Linked DNA regions of Homo sapiens: region 1 is linked to region 2. A link is a contact called in ENCODE Hi-C or POLR2A ChIA-PET data. All regions are on one chromosome and are shown on one strand. Each heading gives the region's core, a stretch centred on a gene start or an enhancer-like site at or near the end of the contact. The rest is flanking DNA. Distances are from core to core; before and after follow the strand shown.

Evidence for each region. A loop is a pair of places that touch in the nucleus more often than their neighbours do. ChIA-PET counts read pairs that join two places held with the same protein, here RNA polymerase II (POLR2A). Pooled maps may share reads with other maps.
Region 1: POLR2A ChIA-PET joins it to region 2 with 13 read pairs in PC-9. The contact joins two enhancer-like sites. A Hi-C loop is called at or near these places in 2 of 50 pooled maps. POLR2A ChIA-PET finds 5 or more read pairs at or near these places in 3 of 52 experiments (GM12878, HepG2 and PC-9).

The regions. Positions count from the first base shown.
Region 1 is chr1:234,880,237-234,886,707 of GRCh38, reverse strand. No RefSeq gene overlaps it. Among named protein-coding and RNA genes, the nearest start is that of LINC02971, 74 kb to the left of the region's middle. RefSeq lists an enhancer at 4,041-4,110 and a silencer at 4,494-4,630. Within about 2 kb of position 5,172, at least 4 of the 41 ENCODE cell types and tissues checked have a DNase peak (open chromatin) inside an H3K27ac peak, as active enhancers do; they include GM12878, where a contact is called at or near this core.
Region 2 is chr1:234,468,018-234,474,485 of GRCh38, reverse strand. TARBP1 (tRNA guanosine 2 -O-methyltransferase TARBP1) reads left to right here. Exons shown (of 30, transcript NM_005646.4): 2 at 1,675-1,772; 3 at 3,229-3,298. Among named protein-coding and RNA genes, the nearest start is that of TARBP1, 7.9 kb to the left of the region's middle. Within about 2 kb of position 1,250, at least 2 of the 41 ENCODE cell types and tissues checked have a DNase peak (open chromatin) inside an H3K27ac peak, as active enhancers do; they include GM12878, where a contact is called at or near this core.

The sequences.
Region 1 (6,471 bases), core at 3,923-6,422, 410 kb before region 2:
AGGTGCTGTTCATTTGCTTAAAAAAGATATGAGTCCCAGACCAGGAGGAAACTGTCAAGGTTTGTTTCGCAACCTCCTTTAAAAGATCTGGAGTTGTCCTTCAATGGATAGAGAGGTAATTTATAAGCCTTCCCTTTAATCTAGTTTCCAAAAATAGTGGGGCTATCTCAGTCAAGACTGCCTCATTGCCAAGGTCCACTTGAATTTCAGAACATGGTGCTCTCCCTGCAGAGGCCCAGGGCACCAGGCAACTCAGGAGAGAAAACCCCTGCGGCTCCCTGGGGACCCCCAGGCTGCCGTGGGGCCAGGGACACGCAGGGCCTTTGATCTCCTGATGTATTTCTCTAAAAAGACATCCAAGAAGACACAGGAAGGAAGAAGGAGCCCCTGCTATCCCTCATCCAGTCGGTGCCCACCCACCCTGAGCTGGGGCTGGCTGCTGACCTTAGCCGAGGGCTCCCTGCACTCCCTGGATGTGTGGCCTTGGGTCCCCTGAGCCAGGAAGCTGGTGAGGATGGCTGGCCATCTGCAGGCTCCACCTTCCCACCTATGTCCCACTTAGCCTGCCCCTTTCAGAGGTTCCATGTTCTGCACCATAGACCCCTGGGCCATGGGAGACCCTAGCTGGGGAGCCGTCAGCCTCCTGAGGAGTGCTGACATCCTCTCTGCTCTACCTGAAGATGCTGAGTCTGGGTGGGCTGGGATGTCCAGCCTCCCTCTGTTTCTTGGCAGGGCGTGGCCTGGTTTTCTGGTCTCCTTTTGCTTTTGACCTATGCGACCCTCTTGGAATAGCTGCCACCCCACCAGACTGGCATGTGCATCTGGAGTCCCTCCCCCAGAGCCCGGGCCTCAGAGGGCGTGTACAGTTTGGGGCAGAGAATAGCCAGCTGGTTGTCAGGGGATTGCCTGTAAGAAGGGCTGTTGGTCTCTGAAACATGAAAGGGGAGCTGAGGACACCAGCTCAGTCGAGGGATAGTGAAATACAATCCCAGGGCTGTTGCCTGGCTCACTTGCCTATTTTGAGGGCTGGCCCAACCCTGGGCCTGCGTGTCTGTCCTCGTGGGGCCTGCTCGGTAGTCTTCAGTCCTTCCCATGATCACCCTTGGGCCAGGGGATCCCCGGAAGGCTGATCCAGTTACTCAGATAGTTTTGTGGTGCACCTGTGCATTCCTTTCTACATTTGAGAGATGTTTATTAAATAATTGCTCTGTGCTAGGCTTTTGGGAAACAAGTTAAAAAATAAGTGTGGTTCTGGCCCTCGGACATCTCACCATCTCAAAGACATGGCAGGCAAGGAGAGAGGTATGTCAGCAATGAAGAACTACAAAAATCTCAGGAGCAGACAGTCATAGACATTTGTTTTGTGGATCTGCAGGTTCAGGCTGTAGGTCTTCAGGGGTTGGCGGGGCTGATTTTACTCCATGGTGGTTCACCCTGGGTCCCAGGCAGGAGACTCTTCTTTTGATGATGGCAGAGATACAAAAGAGCAGTGGAAACATGCAAGGCTTGTCAGGCCTATGCTTGCAGCAGACACACTGGCCCTCTAACCACATACCTGTGCCCACTGCAAATTATACAACCAACCTGCAGCCAAGGGTTAGGGAAGAGCTCTCCTCTGTTGCAGGGCTGAGGGTGCAGGAGGGAAGAGCCAGGCTGATAATCCACCACTTGGGCAGTCTCTGCAGGCATGGGTGCCCCTGGGGGCCAGGTACAGACTGCAGTGGGGCATGAAGGAGCCTGGGACATGTGGCCTGGGAAGCTGGAGGCTAGTGCCTTGGGGCACTAGGACAGGGCCATGGGGAGGCCACAGGTCAGCAAAGGCATGAATGACCTTGGCTTCTTGGGCTGGGGAAACCAGAACCTCCAGGCAGGGTCTGTGTAAGTGCTGGTCCCTGGTTGCCTCAGGACCATGGCTGGCTGTATGGAAGGAGGGGAAGGCCCTGACTTGTCCTGCTCCTGCTCCTGCCCAGTCCAGCTTGCTCCCTCAGTCTTGGACAAAGCCCAGGTATGGCAGGACTCAGAGGTCCATGCGTCCAGAGAGGCATTCTTCTTTGATTTCTTTTGCCAGCATCTGCCTTTCTGAGTATGGCACCAGAGGCTCCCCTCTCCTCTGCATGTGCCAAGTGGAGGTGAGTATGAGGTCTTCCCTCTGGGGCCCTGGAGCCACATATCCAGCATTCTCCAGATCACAGCAGTTTCTCTGCCAGTCCCTTCATTCAGGCCACCAGCACCTGTGCCCTCCTGATGGGTCTCTCTGATTCTACCCTTGCACCTCCTGCCCAAGTGACTTCCTAAAATATAACTCAGAATGTGTCACTTTCTGCTGAGCCCCATCTAGGGCTTCCTATTGCACTGAGGGACCAAAAAAAAAAAAAAATCACACTCCTTAGGATGGTGTCCAAGGCTCTGCACCTTCAGCCCTTGCTCTCCTCCCCAGCGCAGTTTGTGCCGCTGGCGTTTGCATGCCACGCTCCTGCTACCTCACCTTTCTTCAATCCCTCCATGTGCCAAGCCCTTGCCACCCTTTCTCGGGGCCTTCACACCTGACCCCTCTGCCAGGAGGGCTTCTCCTCCCACCTGCTCCGGGTCCCCTTCACCTGCCACTGTCACATCTTGCTTGATGCAGCTGAAATATTACTCCTCTGGAGAAAAGTCCACAGCCCTCCAGCCTTCCATGAACCATGTCTATAACCACATTTCTTTGTGTTTATAATTCCTGAACTTTAAAGCACTCATTCCCTTGTTAATATATGTGTATGTGTGTGTGTGTTGGGGGGGTTTTCTGGTTTGTGCCTTTCTCCTCCTATGAAGGATAGGAGGCATGTGGGTCCTCCTCACCACTGTGCTCTCAGAACCTAGTACAGAGCACATACTAGGTGCTCAGTAAATACTGGATGGAGGAATGAATGACAGAGTGATGCCTTAACATTGTATGGGGTGGAAGCTATGACTTTTGATTCTGTTCACATTTAACTGGGGCAACCCTTGAGGATGATCCTTTGCACTCTCTCTGAAATACTTAATAATCAATCATATGTACCTGGTCAGAAAGAACATAAGAATTCCAAATTACTCCTGTCCACTTGACTTTGTCCAGTAAGGAATTTAAAGGCAAACAGATCCTGAAGTTGCATTAGAACCCACAAAGATGACATAGGGAGTAAGAAAAGTTATTTTAACCTCCGGATGTTCTTCCCCACATGATCTAAGCACCTCTGGTGCCCTCCTGTATGTTCTGTCTTTCCTCACTGTTCTGCTCAGCACTTAGACCCCAGGCACAATGACCCTTGAGCTCCCAAAAAACATGGCTGCCTCCCTGTGATGTCCACAGCCTGCTGTGGAAAAAACTTAGTAGGAACAACTGTGCAAAGCCCATGGAGAGAGCCAGGACCACAAAGCCTTCTCTACAAGAGAATTGGTAAGTCCAGCCTCATGGCTGCTCTGAAGGGCAGCAGTAAGTCCTCTAGATAATCTGACCCTTGCACAGCCCTCAGCCCTGGGTTTTGCTAGTGGTGAGATGTGCGTGGGACAGGCACCCATTGGTGGCGGTTGTCCCAGACAGGCCCTTGGTAAATGATGTTGGGCAGAACTGAGAGTTCCTGCAGCGGTTCCTGAGGAAGAGCACCCAGGGTGCCACCGCTGCTAGGCCCTGGTGATTGATGTCCCCTGGCTGTCATCTCATCAGACCCCTGCCTGCCATGCACCTCTGTTCCTAGTTTGAGAATGTAGGCCAGACAGGCCTGAGGACAGCGTTCAGATGGGCAGAGCTGAGAGGGGCTGCACGGTCAGCCTCTGAACCTCTGTCAGATCAAGACCTGCCTGCACCTGCGGATGGGGAGGGAGGATGCAGAACAACTAGTGCTCAAGGAAAGGCTAAAGGATTTCTTGGTGGGCTTAGTCTCACAGGAAATGATAACCTCTACTGAATGAGTGCTGTTCGAGGTTTACCTTGTGTATGCATGGAGCAGAAGGAGGCAGAGTGACTTTGAGGAGCTCAGGGCCTGAGGTGGGGAGAGAGAGACTTGGGACAGACAGTGAAGTGACCACGAGGAAGGCACTGCCTCTGAGGTTTGAGGAGGTCTGTGCTGAGGGCTGAAGGCTAAGAAATGCGACAGGGGTGTCAGAAAAGGCTTCCTAAAGGAGTTGGACTTTGATCAGGGTTTTGAAGGATGCATAGAAGTTTTCCAGGCAGAAAGATGGGGAGTGCATCTCAGACAGAAGAACAACATGAAGCAAATGAACAAAATTGTGACAAAACATGATCAAGAACAACAGGAGCCAAGAGAGACCCCGTGATTTGAAATGCATGAAGTGTGTGGTTTGGTTACATAGTAGAGATCAGGTCTCTGTCTAGACTGATGATACAAAAAGTGATTATGGAACTTTCACTATTAGGTGTTACTCTCATTTTACAGATGAGAAGGACTAAGGGCATTTCAGTGTCTTTCCTGTTGTCACACAATTAGTTAAGTGGTGGATGCAGATTTCAAGCCTTGAGTCTGTGGTCTTTCCACTGAGCTGCGCGGCTTCCCTGGAAGAAACGCTGAGGGTTGACGGCTTGACAAGGCAAGATTTAGTGTAGTGAAATGCAAAATGTGTTTCCTGAGTGGCTCTAGGGTTACCCTGCCTGAGGGTGGGAGGCTGGCAGATTAGTGAGATTTTCATACGGTTAGCACTGGAAAGCCGTTCCACATGATGTCATAGGGTATGTCAATTAACAAGCATGTTCCACTCAATAACTCTGGGAAACATTCAATTAGACCTTATAGATGATCCCTTCATGCAGGACTTCTCAGAGTCTGCGCCTGGCTGATATGCGCTGTGAGTTTCTAAAAGAATGCCTGGTAGCCCTGTCCCTACTAAAAATACAAAAATTAGCCAGGCATGGTGGTGTACGCCTGTAATCCCAGCTACTCAGGAGGCTGAGGCAGGAGAATTGCTTGAACCTGGGAGGCGGAGGTGTCAGTGAGCTGAGATCGCACCACTGCACTCCAGCCTGGGTGACAGAGCGAGACTCCGTCTCAAAAAAAAAAAAAAAAAAAAAGAATTCAAAGTACAGTGGTGGTTTTCAGTGTGTGGGCCAGAAGTTTCAAGGGTCCTTGAGACCCTTTCAGGAGGGTCAGTTAAGTCGACACTACTTTCAGAACAAGACTAAGGCATCATTTTACCCTTACTTTGTCACAAGCATACACTGGAATTTTCTAGAGCCTACATGATAGTGCAACAGGTTGAATTCAGAAGCAGAAGTGAAAATCCAGCTCTTAAGCGGAACACTGAGGAGTTGGACCAAAACGTGGGACAGTGCCACTCTTTTCACTGGTATTTTTGTTTTGGGAAATAGAGTCATTTTTCACAAAAATATGGTGTTAGCAGGGAGTAAATTTATTATTATTTTTAAGTGAACGATTGCATATTTTAAAAAATTTCCAGTTTAATTTTGATGATAGTAAATATTGATAGGCATAACCCACATAAACAAAAGCTCTTTGAAGATTTTGATTTTTTTTTTTGAGACATGGTCTTGCTCTGCTGCCCAGGCTGAAGTGCAGTGGCATAATCATGGCTCACTGCAGTCTTGACTTCCTAGACTCAAATGATCCTCCTGCCTCAGCCTCCTGAGTAGCTGGGACTATAGGTGCATAACACCACACCCGGCTAATTTATACATTTTTCTGTAGAGATGGGGTCTCGCTAAGTTGCCCAGGCTGGTCTCAAACTCCTGGACTCAAGCAGTCCTCCCGCCTTGACCTCCCAGGGTGCTGGGACTACAGGCAGGAGTCACTACATCTGGCCTACTCTTGATAATTTTTAAGGGTGCAAAGGGTTCCTGAAACCAACAAGTCTGGGGACCACTGGGTATGTAGTATTTCTTAAACTTATTTAATCCAGAACTTCCCTATCCACCCATTTTAGGTCAGATAGCAACTATGCATCTCTTGGCATAGTGTTCCATATGGGAAGCGTTGGAATAGATGATCTTTGGTGGAGTCTGTCAACCCTGAGTTTAAAATGTGGCTCTGTCATTTAGTAGCTGTGTGACTTTGGGCACATTACTTAACCTTCTGAGTCACAGTTTCCTCATCGGTGTGATGGTGATAATAGTATAGTATTAATGTTACCTACACTCTAGGTTTGTTAAGAAGATCACGTGTGATGATGAATGAAAGGCACTCAATACAAACTAGCACCCAATAAATACTACTACTAATAATATTTGAAACAATAATATCATGATATATGACTCTAGGTACATCTTCATTAAAGACAATAACAATAATAAAAGTCTGTGAGAAATAGAGGAAGGATTGACTCTGAATGGGAGTCAGGAAGACCATGGTAGTTAGAAGAGATGGCTTCTCTGGGGTCTGACCTTGATTCTCTCACAAAAGACCTGGAGGTGGCTTTCCCACAGCTGAACTAGTGGTTGGCAATGAGGGGGCCTCATGTCAGTCTGTGGCTTAGGCAGGATCT
Region 2 (6,468 bases), core at 1-2,500:
GACCTCCTGTGCAATCTGGAAATCATGTTCTTCAGTTCTGGGAAATTTTCTAGAATATTCTGTGGATTATTTCGTCCCTTTCTGTTTTCTGTTCTTTTTTTAGATATTGAACTTCCTGGACTTTCTTGAAAGCATCTTTTCTCTCCTAAGGATTTTCTATGATTTTGGATTGAGTTTTTTTTTTTAAATGTCCCCTTTGTGTGTGTGTGTGTGTGTGTGTGTGTGTGTGTGTGTGTGTGTTTTAGAGACAAATCCTCGCTCTTGCCCAGGCTAGGGTGCAGTGGCGTGATTATAGCTCACTATAACTTCAAAATACTGGGCTCAAGTGATCCTCTCATCTCAGCCTCCAGAGAAGCTGGGACGATAGGTGTGCACCACCATGCCCTGATAATTTTTTAAATTTCCTTGTAGAGACAGGGTCTTGCTATGTTGTACCAGGCTGGTCTCAAGCTCCTGGCCTCAAGCAATCCTCCTGCCTCAGCCTCCCAAAGTGTTGGGATTACAGGCATGAGCCACCAAGCCTGGTCAGAATGTCCCCTTTTTAATAATATCCTGTTCTTATAATACTACTATCTTCTTAAGATATTGCTGAAAACTCTTTTAAAAGTTTTCTTCTACCTGTGTAATTTTGTTTTCTCCAATTTCCTCCTCCCACTCCATTTGTTTTGGTCTTGATCTTTAGTGTAGAGGTTTCCCCAACTGTCTGATGATTCTTAGATCCCTATTTATGTTTAAGGATAAGAAATCAAAATTGGGTTTAAAGCTCTAAGCCCATGAGTGGTGCTGTTGACTGAACTTCACCATAAGGTGATTTGGCCAAGCCATTTCATTAAGGAATCTCTGATATATTTTCAGATCTTTCCTCCTGGGCTGGCCAGATTCTGCAGAGAACATCTTCCAGTTGTCTGATGCATAGTGAGGGCCTGGCCAGCATTCTAGGACCTGAGGGGGCAGGTAGAGAGGAGTCGCAGCACCCAGGGTGCACACATGTTCGCTGAATCCCCTTTGTCAGTAGGACTAATGTCTGCTGTGTCCTGTGCCTCCCAATTCAGAGACGCACTATTTTACCTTCTCCAGAAAAGCAGTTCTAGTCTTTTCCTGTTCAGGACATAGGAAAGTGGCCTGGGGATGTGACTGTTTCTTAAACACTGAACACATCCTCTTTGGTTTAGCCTCACTTTTCACTCCACTTACCAGAGTAACTTTTGCAGCCACTTCCTTTGGTTCCGGGGGATTTTGCAGCATAAATCAAATTGTTTCCTGGCTTTCCCTTTGTCAACTTAAAATTCTCATGACTTGAGTCAACTTGGTTTTCATCTGATTTTCAGATTCTGTATTTTATTGCTGTTGTCTGCCCCCAGTGTTCTCCATTCTTTTGGGGTTTTGCCCTTGAAAAATCCTTTACTGTTATAGTGAGATTCTTAGGGAGAGAAAGTAGAGTTTATATGTGCAAATCTGCCATTTTTACCCAGAACTCCAAAACAGTAATCTTAGTGCAAAAAAAAATCTCCCTCTGAGATTCCCAAGCCCCCTATCCAGGCTCTGATACAGGGGCACCTCCATTATTAGAGAATCCATTTGGTAATAGTGGCATTATTTTAAGAACTGCTGTCATTGAGAAACTTATGAAATTTGCAAAAGGAAGAACTAATTTTCTTTTTTAAACCATATCAGGCCCAAGTCTGTTTTGGTGGTCTGAGAGGAAAAAAGATGAGCTTCTAAAGTTTTGGGAAAATTATATTTTAATTATGGAGACTTTAGAAGGAAATCAGGTAAGTGTTTTTCTATTTTAGCAAATCCTACAGTAGATAACAATTTTTCTTTTTTAAAAACATTCATTAAAAGCGATACAAAGAGACTAACTCAGATATAGCTGGTGATGATAGAATCCAAGTATACTTTGTTGTCTGGCATAAATGCAACTTAGAGTGTAAGTTGTTTCAGGAAGTTAAAGAATACTTTCAGTTGACAAATTATTCAAAAATTTGATCTTCCCTTGCCATTCTAAAACTTTAACGTTTATCAGTATCAGTATCACCCAAATGGCTTATTATAAAGTATAAATTGCCATGCCCTGTCCTCAGACTTTCTGGTTCAGTAGGTCGGGGTGGGGCCTGGGACTTTTGAGTTTTTTTTTTTTTTTTTTTTTTTTTTTTGGAGACAGAGTCTTGCTCTCTCGCCCAGGCTGGGGTTCAGTGGCACGATCTCAGCTCACTGCAACATCCGCCTCCTGGGTTCAAGTGATTCTCCTGCCTCAGCCTCCCAAGTAGCTGGGACTACAGCCACGACACTGGCTAATTTTTGTATTTTTAGTAGAGATGGGGTTCCACCATGTTGGCCAGGCTGGTCTTGCACTCCTGACCTCAAGTAATCCACCCGCCTTGGCCTCCCAAAGTGCTGGGATTACAGGCGTGAGCCACCGCACCCGTCCAGGACTTTTGAGTTTTTTACAAGTTCCCAGGTGATATGTATGCTGCTGTTCTGGGAACTACACTTTGAGAACCATGGTTTCCATTCTGCAAGTTGGGGACCACAGAGGTGCCAGCCATCTGTGGAGTCATTGTGAGGTGTCAATCCAAATGTGCACCAAACCTTGTTTGTGGACTTAAATAATTACTTATATGTGCTAAATATATATAGATGCAAGGATGAGGAGTAAAGAAAAAGCATTTCTAAATTCAAATTAACTTTTATGGTTTTCTTTAATCAGTAGATCCATAAAACCCCCATTATTTATTTAGAAACCCAAATTTATCCATATTTTGAAGGATATGTAAATTAATCTCAAGCAAACGTGTCAGCAACTTTGGCTATGTGGTATTAAGAACATGGAACTCCGAACTGGCCGTTCTAAGCGTGTGCAGCCATGAACAACTTGAGTGACTAGAGAAAACATTTCAGTGTCTTTTTTCTCTTTGTAATATCTTAGTATTGGCAGTCCTACCTGCCTGCCAGGACAGTTGAGGATTCTATGACATGATTTATGATAATCACTGTATAAATGGTAGACTTTAATGTAGCTGTAATGTGGTTATATTCATTAGCTTTGCCATACTCAGTCTTACATACCTGAATCATACTATTGTTTGAAAAACTGGATAAATCAGGCTCTTTCTACATATGTTTTGTAGAAACAGAAGAGCTACTGTGAAATAAAGAGATGAAAATTGCCTGACATTTTTCAAGATGCATTTTCATTTCATATGATTTTTTTGCTCTTATTTTTAGATACATGTTATAAAGCCAGTTTTACCAAAGCTAAACAATCTGTTTGAATATGCGGTGTCAGAGGAAAATGGTAACGATTACTTTTATTTTATTTTTTAATAACATTTATGGTTTTCCCCTGATTTTGTAACTAATTCCTGTTCATTGTAGAGAATTTTGAAAAACTATAAAAGTGTACAGAAGAAAATATAATCATCTTGTAATGCTGCCACCAAGAGATAACAGTTGTTACCATTCCAGATACACACCTTCTGGATCATGTTGTTCATGTTTATCTCACTTAGCATAATAACTATATGCATCTACTCATATCCTTAAATCGTCTTTAAGAGCACAATTTTGGGCCAGGCGTGGTGGCTTATGCCTGTAATCCCAGCACTTTGGGAGGCAGAGGTGGGCGGATCACCTGAGGTCAGGAGTTCAAGACCAGCCTGGCCAACATAGTGAAACTCCGTCTCTACTAAAAATACAAAAATTAGCCAGGCATGGTGGTGTGTGCCTGTAGTCCCAGCTACTCGAGAGGCTGAGGCAAGAGAATCACTCGAATCCAGGAGGCGGAGGTTGCAGTGAGCCAAGATCACACTGCTGCACTCCAGGCTGGTGACAGAGCAAGACTCCGTCTCAAAAAAAAAAAAAAGAACACAATTTAAAATAGCCACAGAATTTTCTACAATTAAGAGATAAGGTTAATTTTTTAAACCGTTGATGATGGAGAATTTCAAACATTTATAGAATGAGAAGAGTGTGTGTGACGCACCTACCACCCTCTTTAATAACGATCGTCTCACGGCCAGCCTTGCTTAGTGTATCCTATGTAGCCTTCCCTGTTCCCTTCTTGCTAAATGGTTTTGAAGCACATCCCTAGATATCCTATCATTTTATCTGTGAATATTTCAGCACATTTCTTTAAAAGATAAGGACTCGTCGATAGGGTTTCAATGATGACATAGTCTGTGGTTTTAATAATTGCTCTTTTTTTTTGTTTTTGAGATGTGGAGTCTTGCAATCTGTTGCCCAGGCTGGAGTGCAGTGGGATGATCTCGGCTCACTGCAACCTCTGCTTCCCGGGTTCAGGCAATTTTTTTGCCTCGGCCTCCCAAGCAGCTGAGATTACAGGCATGCGCCACCACACCTGGCTAATTTTTGTATTTTTAGTAGAGACGGGGTTTTGCCACGTTGGCCAGGCTGGTCTCAAACTCCTAACCTCAGGTGATCCACCTGCCTCAGCCTCCCAAAGTGCTGGGATTACAGGTGTGAGCCACCGTGCCTGGCCAATAATCACTCTTTGGTATGAATATATCTTTTTAACTGGTTTCCATTCTTATTCTCTTAGTATATCTTTTCCAGTGTTTCTTAAGTTTTCAGTTATTGTTCTGTATCTTGTACTTCTTAGGAAGAGAAAATTCCGGGATATAATTTCAAATGTGTTTATAAGCCCTTGATCACTATATTATGAGAGCTTTTTAGGAGATACACAATGAAGCTGGAGCTTCCTAAATGTATTTTATAAAATTAAGTTTAATGAAATAGCTAAATGCAGCCCAATAGTGTTTTGGCCTGTGTTCATATGAATGATAAAATGCCACATTATTGTGTTTACACATGAGAATTAACCTAGGTAAATGGTTTTTAGTGCCTACTCTAGATAATTACAGTTTAATAGTTTGACCCCTTAGGAATTGAGCTTTATTCAGCTGATTGCTGTAGTTGTTTTCTGATACACTGGGATTTTTCACAGACCATAAGCATCTGTAGTTGCACCTGGGGCTAGAATTTAATTGAATCTTGTTGTGACTTCACTTATTCATTTACCATTAAAATGATGCTCTTATTACCACATTTTGCCCACAGCTCTTGAGAAACCAAATCAAATAGCAGTGACTGATTTTGAAAAATTACCATTGCCAAAGAGTTGAACAAGCATCTTGGTGTAAATTACAAATAATGGATTAATTTATTTATAGAATGTCATGAGTTAAAAATGCTGAGTATTTTTCTCTAATAGAAGTAAAAGATATTTCAAAAGAGTTAGAAAAATATCTCTAAGATATTTATTTATTCCATGGTTTTGATTTGCTCACTCATTTATATATTTACTGAATAAATATTTACTTAGTGTCCAGTACATGCTATTAGGTTGGTGCGAAAGTCGTTGCGGTTTTTGCCTTTTTTTTTTTTTTAAAAAAAAAAAAAAAAAGGCAAAAACCGCAACGACTTTCGCACCAACCTAGTAATTATTGGGGGTAAAATGGTGAGAGAGATGTGGTATTTTTCACCTGACTTTTGTGTTTTCCATGAAAAAATAGTTTTGATTGTAAGATATATGAGGGGAACAGACAAGGGGCTGATGAAATGGACTCAAGGGTGAGTGGGGTAGTCAGGGAAGGCCTGTCTTATGATGACATCTAAGCTAAGAGTCCAGGCTGAGAAGGCACCACCTGGGACACAAGCCCTGAGATGGGAGCAGCTGTAGGAGGCAGAACAGAAGGACCAGCAGGGCTGCAGCAGAGTTGGTGTGTGGAGTGGGGGATGAGGTTGGAGTGGCAGTCAAGGTCAGTTCATGCCTTGTTTGGACTTTATTCTAAGAACAATGAGGAGATGTTGAAGGATTTTAAGCAGAGGCGTGACAATTTCATATTTCTGTGTGAAAAATGGATTGAAGTGGGATAAGAGAAGAATTGGTTGAAACTATTCCAAATCTGAAGTTCCAACCTGCATGCATGGGGTAATATTTAATTTTTGTACACTGTAGCAGTTACAGCATTCGTTTACAGTCTTTCTTATTTTTTCAAGACAGAGTCTCACTCTGTTGCCCAAGCTGGAGTGCAGTGGCGGGGCCTGGGCTCACTCTAACCTCCGCCTCCCAAGTTCAAGGGTTCAAGCGATTCTCGTGTCTCAGTCCCTCCCCCACCAGTAGCTGGGATTACAGGCATACACCACCATGCCTGGCTGATTTCTGTGTTTTTTAGTAGAGATGGAGTTTTGCCATGTTGGCCAGGCTGGTCTCAAACTCCTGGCCTCATGTGATCCATCTGCCTCGGCCTCCCAAAGTGCTTGGATTACAGGCATGAGCCACCATGCCTGGCCCATTTACAGTCTTTCAAAATTAAGCTGCCTGAATACGGAATACTGAATACCAAAATTTTTTTGGTTGACATACTCAGATGTGACTAAAAACAGTCTGGGTGCGGTGGCTCATACCTGTAATCCCAGTGCTTTGGCAGGCCGAGGATGGAGGAT